2 separate regions of the Homo sapiens genome follow, and region 2 is linked to region 1. The links are chromatin contacts, found by Hi-C or POLR2A ChIA-PET in ENCODE. All regions are on one chromosome and are shown on one strand. Each heading gives the region's core, a stretch centred on a gene start or an enhancer-like site at or near the end of the contact. The rest is flanking DNA. Distances are from core to core; before and after follow the strand shown.

Region 1 (4,465 bases), core at 1,895-4,394:
CTTCCCTCTGTATGTGTCAGTTTTTGAGTCCAAGTTTCCCCTTTCTACAAGAACATTAGTCATGTTGGATTAGGTCCCATCCTAAACACCTCATCTCAATACGTGTGCAACAATCCTATTTCCAAACAGGTTAAACTTCAACTCTGCAAATGCAGTGAAATATTTTACTAAAACAAACAAGTATTATTAATAAAAATAATTTTGCAGAAATTTCTCTTACTCTTTCACTTTATTTTGATTCTTTAAGCTGGTTTTGGAATGAGCAACTATTTGTGTAACCACTGACTGTTAGAGAGTATTTATCACTGAGGCAGTCCATACCTGGGAAATAATGTTTCTGTTCTGAGTGATCTCGCAATAGTAATTCACTTATCTGTGGCTGTATTTTCTTATCTGTAAAGTGAAAGTATTGAACTAAACAGTCTCTATCTCGAAAATCTCTAAATGTTATTTGAAGTTTTTTCTTTACAGTACAATGGGGTAGATGAGACAAACATCTGAAAATGTATGGAGAGTGTTTGCTAAATAACCTGTTAGTAGTTTAATGCAGAACAAACAGAATATATAGCTGTAAATAGGAGATATTTGAGGGAAATCACCATTTGAGCTTATTTCTATCGCCCCCATGATTTTATCTTTCTTTTTACAGGAAACTTTTCCAAGCCTGTTATTAATCAGTGACTTGTCCTGCTTTTCATCATATACAGTGATGATTTTTCTCATATAGAGTGGAGCTGTCCTCTCCAGTACCTGGAACAATGCCAGCCACATAGTAGATGCCCAATAAATATTTAGTGAAAGAGTGAATGGAAGCAAGAGGTGACATGATTCTGGGAACTGTGTGTAGTTTGGTTACTCTTGTGAGTAGATGTGAGGAAACAAGATCCTTTCACTCTCAATGTGTCTACACTGGCAGAAGAATTGCTAATATGTGTTTAGGGGTGTCTGTATTCACACTATGCCAACCCAGAGTAATAAATGGGTCCATACATGCTTGTGGATAAGAATGGCTTTAGAATTTCCCTTAGTAAGGATCATTACACAACAGTCCAAAGGACTGTTGTCACGTGGTCCTATTTGTGCTCTCAAATTCTTGCTCTTTAAAAATTTTTTTTTAAAGAAACGGTATTAATCCTAAGCAAAAAGAACAAAGCTGGAGGCATCACGCTACCTGACTTCGAACTATACTACAAGCCTACAGTAACAAAAACAGCATGGTATGGGTACCAAAACAGATATATACACCAATGGAACACAACAGAGGCCTCAGAAATAACACCACACATCTACAACCATCTGATCTTAGACAAACCTGATAAAAACAAGAAATGGGGAAAGGATTCCCTATTAAATAAATGGTGCTGGGAAAACTGGCTAGCCATATGTAGAAAGCTGAAACTGGATCCCTTCCTTACACCTTACACAAAAATTAACTCAAGATGGATTAAAGACTTAAATATCAGACCGAAAACCATAAAAACCCTAGAAGAAAGCCTAGGCAATGCCATTCAGGACATAGGCATGGGCAAGGACTTCATGACTACAACACCAAAAGCAATGGCAACAAAAGCCAAAATAGACAAAAGGGATCTAATTAAACTAAAGAGCTTCTGTACGGCAAAAGAATCTACCATCAGAGTGAACAGGCAACCTACAGAATGGGAGAAAATTTTTGCAATCTACCCATCTGACAAAGGGCTAATATCCAGAATCTACAAAGAACTTAAACAAATTTATAAGAAAAAAAATCAAACAACCCCATCAAAAAGTGGGCAAAGCATATGAACAGACACTTCTCAAAAGAAGACATTTCTGCAGCCAACAGACACATGAAAAAATGCTCATCATCACTGGCCATCAGAGAAATGCCAATCAAAACCACAATGAGATACCATTTCACACCAGTTAGAATGGCGATCATTAAAAAGTTGGGAAACAACAGATGTTGGAGAGGATGTGGAGAAATAGGAATGCTTTTACACTGTTGGTGGGAGTGTAAATGAGTTCAACCATTGTGGAAGACAGTGTGACGATTCCTCAAGGATCTAGAACTAGAAATATCATTTGACCCAGCCATCCCATTACTGGGTATATACCCAAAGGATTATAAATCATGCTACTTTAAAGACACATGCACCTGTATGTTTATTGTGGCACTATTCACAATTGCAAAGACTTGGAACCAACCCAAATGTCCATTAATGATAGACTGGATTAAGAAAATGTGGCACATGTACACCATGGAATATTATGCAGCCATAAAAACGATGAATTCATGTCCTTTGCAGGGACATGGATGAAGCTGGAAACCATCATTCTCAGCAAACTATCACAAGGACAGAAAACCAAACACTGCATGTTCTCACCCATAGGTGGGAATCAAACAATGAGAACACATGGACACAGGGTGGGGAACATCACACACCGGTGCCTGTCAGGGAGTAGGGGGCTGGGGGAGGGATAGCATTAGGAGAAATACCTAATGTAAATGACGAGTTGATGGGTGCAGCAAACCAACATAACACATGAATACCTATGTAACAAACCTGCACGTTGTGCACATGTACCCTAGAACTTAAAGTATAATAATAATTAAAAAGAAAAAAGAAAAAGAGAAACGAGGGTCTTGCTCTATTGCCCAGGTTGGACTCCTGGGCTGAAGTGATCCCTCTCCTTCTCAATAGCTGGGGCTACAGGAGTGCGTCACCACGCCCGCCTGGCTCAATTCCTGCTCCTTTTGGTCTATAAAGCGGACTGTGGCCCTGGGGTTCATCCGATTGAGTCACCAGTCACTGGAGCTTTACAGGAGAGAGTGGGAGAGGAGGCTCAGAGAGGTCACTCAGGACCCAAAGTGTGCCCAGACGGGCCCTAACTACGTGGCGTGACCTCAGGCGGGGCAAACAGATCAAGGACACAGGGTCCCCACCCACCCTGACCACTCCAGGGTATGCTTAGGTATCCCAAATCTTGCTCTCCGAAGAGATTCAGATAGCGAGAGACACCCTTAACTGTCTCCCGAGGCCGGGATTGGCCAGAGCGGAAGCGGAGACGCACTTCCTAGGGGCGCGTCTGGCACGCACTGCGCAGCCGCGGTGGGAGGAGGCACCGGCCGCGCGGCGGGAGGAGGTGCCGGCCGAGCACCGCAGACAGCGCCGGGAAGATGAGCACGGAAGGTGGTGGCCGTCGCTGCCAGGCACAAGTGTCCCGCCGCATCTCCTTCAGCGCGAGCCACCGATTGTACAGGTAGGGTGTGCACACAGGTACAGCGGCGGGCGGTGGGCGCCGGGCCCCGGAACGTCACCGGGGCGGGGCCGGCGGGCGTGCTGACGTCGGGCCCGGGAGGGGCGCGGGGGCTGCTGGGGCGACGCGCGCTGGTCGGCTTCGTGGGGCTTCGGACGGCCTCCAGCATCCTGATGGGGGCTGGAGTGTCCCCAGCCCTGGAGGGGTGGGGGAGCTTGATGGTTAACGGAGCCGACTGCGGAGGGCGATGGCCCACGTCTGGGTGCGGGGCCCACACCCGGTTCTGCGACTCGAAGAAACGTCTCTGCCCCTAGGAGTCCCTTGGTGTAGACCACAGGGTTGCTGTGAAACTCAGCAGTGTTAAACTCGCCTATGTTACACAGTACCTGGCGCGGCGTAGACACTCAGTAAATGTTAGCTAATCTTGTATGCCAGGAGCATTGGCCACCATATCTAATGTAATTACAAGGCAAATTTTAGCCCCTTTTTTACCAAAGACTGGATGAACCCAGTCCCTGGTGGTCTAGTGGCTAGGAGAAAAAAAAAAAAAAATGAGCCCAGACGTTCAGTTTCCGAAGCAGCATAGTTGGGATTTGAATCCCGATCATACATACTGCTTGCATGCACTGACGAGTTGATTTTGAGGAATTTTACCACGCACTAACCAGCTCCACCCTCTGGCCCTCCGTATCGTCGTCTGTGAAATGAGGATGACCATCGCTATCTAACAGGATTCATCCCTCCATTCGCTAAACCAGGTTTTGTTTCGTGCTTGTCAGGGCTTGTGCTAGGTAACGGATGCATCAGGGATCTTGTATGGGGTTTCCAATCTGGCCTATTTTGTGGAGGGTACACTGAGAAAATTTTGTGCAAAAGACTTTAGCACTCTAAATACAAGAAGTGGCTGAGCAGGAGAAAGTGGGGGTGTGTTATTCCATTTTGCATTGCCACAAAGGAATACTGAGACTGGTATTTTATAAAGAAAAGAGGTTTATTTGGTTCTGCAGGCTGTACAAGAAGCATGGCACCAGCATCTGCTTCTGTTGAGGCCTCAGGGACCTTCCACTCATGGTGGAAGGCGAAGGGCGAGCAAGCAGGCAACTCACAGGGCAAGTGAGGGAGCAAGAGAGAGGAGAGGAGGTGCCAGGCTTTTTTTAACAACCAGCTCGCCCATTGACTAATAGAGCGAGAACTCACTCATTGCTTCAGGGAGGGCACCAAGCCA
Region 2 (4,691 bases), core at 872-3,371, 300 kb after region 1:
CCAGGATGACTGCTAGAGTTCCAGGCATCACATCTGAGTTCCAGAAGCAGAATGGAGAAGGCAGAAAGAAGGGTCCACCTTCTCACTCTTAAGGAGGCTTCCAGGAAGTTTCTCACACATTTCTGCTTATGTCTCTTTGGCTAGAAATTAGTTACATGTAACACAGCTGCAATGGATGATTGGAATTGGACTGTTTTACCCAGGTGACAGTATGCCCAGCTAAAAAATTAGATCCTGTTGATGAAAAGAAGGGGAAATGGATATTTGGAGGCAACTAGCCATTTCTATCTCACCAACTATTCAAGTTCTAGACAGTGAGGGGGAGGGATATAAGTTAAATTATAATTAACTAATGTGTGGGCTTTTTTTTTTTTTAAGACCTCACCTGAAGTAGATTTTAGTTCTGATGCTGCAGTGTAGTCTAACGTTTGTTTGTGTAAAGTATCCAGGCAACCATGGATAGAATGGCTGTGGGTCTGAAAACCATAAGGAACAGGAGAGGAAACAGGTTGTTTAGGTGAAAAAGAGTTTTTTTTTTTTTATAAGGACAAAAAGATCTGTTTTTCAATAAATTCCTGTCCTATGGATGTGAAAATGAACTACATCTGTGATAAGATAGAAGGGGAATGGGGTGGAAGGGAGGCCAATTTTAGCTGAATAGGGAAAAGAAATTTCTAACAACTGAAAAGCCGGCAATGGTACAGCTGCCTCTCAGAGACGTGACTCCCTTTCTGGGCTGGGAGCTGCGGGGGTGCTGGGAGTGAGCCTAAAGCAGGGGCTGGACTGGATGACTTCCCTCTGATCACATGACTCAGTGGGGAGGCCCTCTAGGAGCTTGTCAAAGATCACAGTGGAGGACACAGCACCGTGGGGGACTGTGTCTAATTAAGAGACAAATGAATGAGGCTGTCAGGGAGAGGGAAATTTCCATGCCCCAGGGTAACAAAGCTACAGTTGCTGCTGGGCTAAGGCCTGGAGGTCTGTGCCAGCTTCCCAAAAAAAGAATGTAGGGAGTGTGGCTTAAGCTTGGTGCCCAGCCCTGAATCTGGACAGCCCAAGGTGGGAGGGGCCCAGGACAATGGGATGGCGGGGCCTCATTTTATTTGCCTCCTGCTGTGCTTAACTTGGTAGGGGCAGTTAGACAGTTCCCAGCATCTTCTGAGACAAGCCTGGCAATCCGAGGGTGTCAGGGCCAAAGATGAGGGCTGGAGGGGAGAAAAAACCTGGATCTTTTGTCTGTATCTATATGGAATTACAGACTAAAGTCTTCTGGACTTCATGCTGAAGCTTCTCCAAAAGGCTGTGACTTGGTGCATGACTGTAGGCTATTTTGTGGATGTTTGAATGATGTTAGCTCTGTTGTGGGGTAATCATAGGTCATGCACTAACAAGAGCTGCCTTTCTATCCAGAAGAAGCACAGTGGCTCTCCTTCCATGAAATGATGGCTTGTCCCCACTGTTGTGAGCATACAGAGAACAGGAAACATGTTTAAGGCTCTGTCTCAGGAACCTGTGGTGGTCTGGCCTATTTTGATTGCAAGTGGCAAAAGCCACCCCCCGAACTAGCTTGAGCAGAAAGGGAAATTTCTTGCCCCCTGTCACCAGAAGTAGATCTGGCACAGTGGGTTCAACACCTCGCACTCTGACATTGGAGCTCTCCTCTTGCTCTGCTTGGCATGGTTCTTTTTGCATATTGGCCCAGACTCTCTGACCTCAGCCAAGCAGTCACCTGGAAGAGATGGTTCGGGGAGCTTCAAACTTACAGCTTGCATTCCAGCTACCCCCAGTCACCTGGAAGAGATGGTTCAGAGAGCTCCAAACTCACAGCTTGCATTCCAGCTACCCCGTGTCTTCATCTCCCCTCTGTTCCTTAGCCAGAGGCCAGTTGTCTCCTAGACAAGTGTCCTGACCAGAGGGTCTTTGGAAACAGGAAGACCCTTAGCAGGGAGCGTGTAGAGAAGTCCCAGCATGGTTCTCAGGGTCTTCCATGCCTTCCTTCTTCAGTTCCTCAGGAGTGTGGGAAGGATAATTTGTTTATATGTGACCAGGCACCTTGCCAGTATTTCTGTCAGCAGTGCCAGGGCTCTGGAAGGGCTTAACGTGGCTGCTCCCAAGCCCTGGACAGGAGCTGCAGCCAAGGAACTCATGACATGTCTCTGAGCGGGCCTGAGCTCCTCAGTCTTTCCCGTCACCATTCCTTGTGTTGGCCTGACCTCAGAGCCCTCAAGCTCTGGACCCAGGCATGACCTCGGGCCCTTTGCTTACTGTGTGTCAGCTGCCTGAGGAGGGCCTTTGGTCTCAGCCTGTAGCTGTGGCCCCTGGAGCCTGTTTTGGAATCATCCCAACAAAGACAGCTTTGACCTCTCCCCTGGAGGAAGCTGCTTTGACAAATGCTGAGATGCTGTTTATGCCTTCTCAGGCTGGATTGCAGGGTCACAACCTGCTCCACTTGCCTAAAAAAACATAAAGTCTGAGGTTTCCTTTTGGGACAGGACCAGGGGCACAGGAATTTAAAGGGTTTGGACATATCTATTAAGCAAGAGAGATCTCAGTAAGACTTGACTTCTATGTTGCCACCATGTGTTCCCTGTGGTTTTTGCCTGTAGGAATCGGGGTTCCTCATGGTAAGCAGTTGAAGCCAATTCTGGCTGACACAGCAGGAAAGGTTTAGTAACAGGATGTTGGGTGTCTCACAGAATCAGCAGAGCCTGGGAAACCAGGCCCCAGGCTACACGTGCAGAATAATGTTCCACTACACGTGGCAGAACTGGCTTAATGAGAAAACTGCTGTGGCACCGCCACTGCCGCCAACTGGATGTTCTAATTTGTATCACAATTTGCCAGGAACATGACCATTGTCACCACTGCTGCCTTCAGTGTCCATGCCACATCTGGCCCCAGAATGTCACCTTATCATCCCAGCAGCTCCTCAGCCACCTGCTTATGTCTTAGCTGCAAAGGAGGCTGGGAAAGTGACTGTTATTGTTTCTACTTTTAGGAGGCAGGATGCATAGGATGGAAAATTCCTCTAATGTAAGAAGGGTGTTTAAAGGGGCTGGGCAGCCAGGAAACTTGACAACGGCCCACCATACCAGCTGTGTAAGGTGTGTACCGCAACTTTGAGGGGAAGCAGTTTGCATGTAACTCAAGGGTGCTGCCTGAGATGGCTGATGCAGTGACCGCATCCTCAGAGGGGAGTCATAGAGGAGGAGAGCCCTCCAGGGTCAAGTCATAAGTGAGAAACACAAGTTCCTGGTGCAGTGATGGGAGGTGGGGGCTTGCAAGGCAGTTTCAGTGACGGTGTCTGGTGTCTTTCCTTTCTGCATCTCCAGGGAAAGATGAGATTTGCTGTGAGTCACTCTAGTTGGTCCTAGCTTCCAGCCCTGGGTTGCTAGACTAGATTAGCAGACTTTCCAGAGTGTGTTTTCCTTAGAGTTGATTGAAGCAAAATGCTGGGCACCCGTCTAGGATTCACCTAGAAGGAATCAAAGGAGAAAGGCAACAGAGTCCAAAAGTGGGACTTAACCCAGCAATGTAATCTGTTTTAAAAATAACTTCTTCCTGTCACTCTCAGCAAGATGTGGCTCCCACAGAGCCTTGCTTGGGGTCTGGGCTATCCAATACCTAAAACGGGTTTCCAAAAATAAAGCTGACATTTATTGAGTGCCATGTGTCAGGCACTTTATGGAAGGCTTACACAAATTATCTGAGTTAATCCTCACAGAAACACCATGAAGTATGAGCTATTATTACCCCGTTTTACAGTTGAGGAAACTCAGGTTTAAAGAGGATAAATAACTCCACTAATGGTTAATTAACCAGTATCAGAGCTGGGATTTGAACCTTAGCAGCCTGACCTCAAAGCCCACGTTGCTAAATTGTCTCTCTAGAATCTTGAGCTAGAAAGTAACTTGACCTCCCCAACATGAGGTTTACATTCTGCTTGGCTCTTCTAGAGTTCAGTCTAAATCAAAGTTAGAAAAAGCTATGCTGGGTAGACCTATCTGTGCTAGGTCCTGCACACAAATATGTAATCTAAACTTCTGGGTGGGGCAGCCCCTTCCTTAGTCACACAGCCCATCATCCTCAGATGCTTCAATCTGAGGTCTGACTAAGTCAGCAAGTGCGAGCAAAGGGTGACCAGGGTGTTGAGCTGAGACTGCAGGCAACACCTCCCTGTAGGGGTGTGAGGCTCTCACTATCTACAGGAGAAGCAGGAAACTGCCCACATCAGCAGGAGACTCCAGATGTCTAGGGAAGAAGGAAAAGAGAGAATCATTGAAAAGGAGATAAATGGAGAACAGAGGGCTGACTGGGAAAGAATGAGGATCCCCCAGGGATGTCTCAGTGGGCTGGAGGAGTGCCCTCAGACTGGATTAGACTTCTCTCTGGACCCCCTCCCTCCACATGCTTTCTGATTGTGTCTTTGGGTGGTTGCAGCCTCTACCAGATGACTGCACATTACACAATAACAAGGGCGAGTTGTGGGATCCTCCCTGTGGTAAGTGCTCAGTGCATGTTTGTTTACTGAGATGAATAAATGAGTCCTATCCTAGGGACAGCAGGGATTTGGGAAAGTGGAGAGAAATCCAGCCTGAGGAAGGAAATCCTTAAAAAACAAAAGTCCTCTTTGAGATTAGGTTCTACGTCCAGGCTAGGCAGAGGCAGTCCTGGAGAGGTGAACACCTGGC

What was found. Hi-C counts contacts between places; a loop is a spot of excess contacts on that map. ChIA-PET counts read pairs that join two places held with the same protein, here RNA polymerase II (POLR2A). Pooled maps may share reads with other maps.
Region 2: a loop to region 1 is called in a map of aorta, with 2.3 times the contacts of the local background. The contact joins the enhancer-like site here to the promoter of PTS in region 1. A Hi-C loop is called at or near these places in 1 of 168 maps with a recorded cell type or tissue (aorta) and 4 of 50 pooled maps. POLR2A ChIA-PET finds 5 or more read pairs at or near these places in 1 of 52 experiments (common myeloid progenitor, CD34-positive).

What each region holds. Positions count from the first base shown.
Region 1 is chr11:112,223,284-112,227,748 of GRCh38, forward strand. PTS (6-pyruvoyltetrahydropterin synthase) reads left to right here and starts at 3,145. Exons shown (of 6, transcript NM_000317.3): 1 at 3,145-3,243. The coding sequence starts at 3,161. RefSeq lists silencers at 3,016-3,425, 3,783-4,077.
Region 2 is chr11:112,522,786-112,527,476 of GRCh38, forward strand. The region is part of intron 2 of LINC02763 (long intergenic non-protein coding RNA 2763); the gene reads left to right. Among named protein-coding and RNA genes, the nearest start is that of LINC02764, 31 kb to the right of the region's middle. Within about 2 kb of position 2,122, at least 13 of the 41 ENCODE cell types and tissues checked have a DNase peak (open chromatin) inside an H3K27ac peak, as active enhancers do.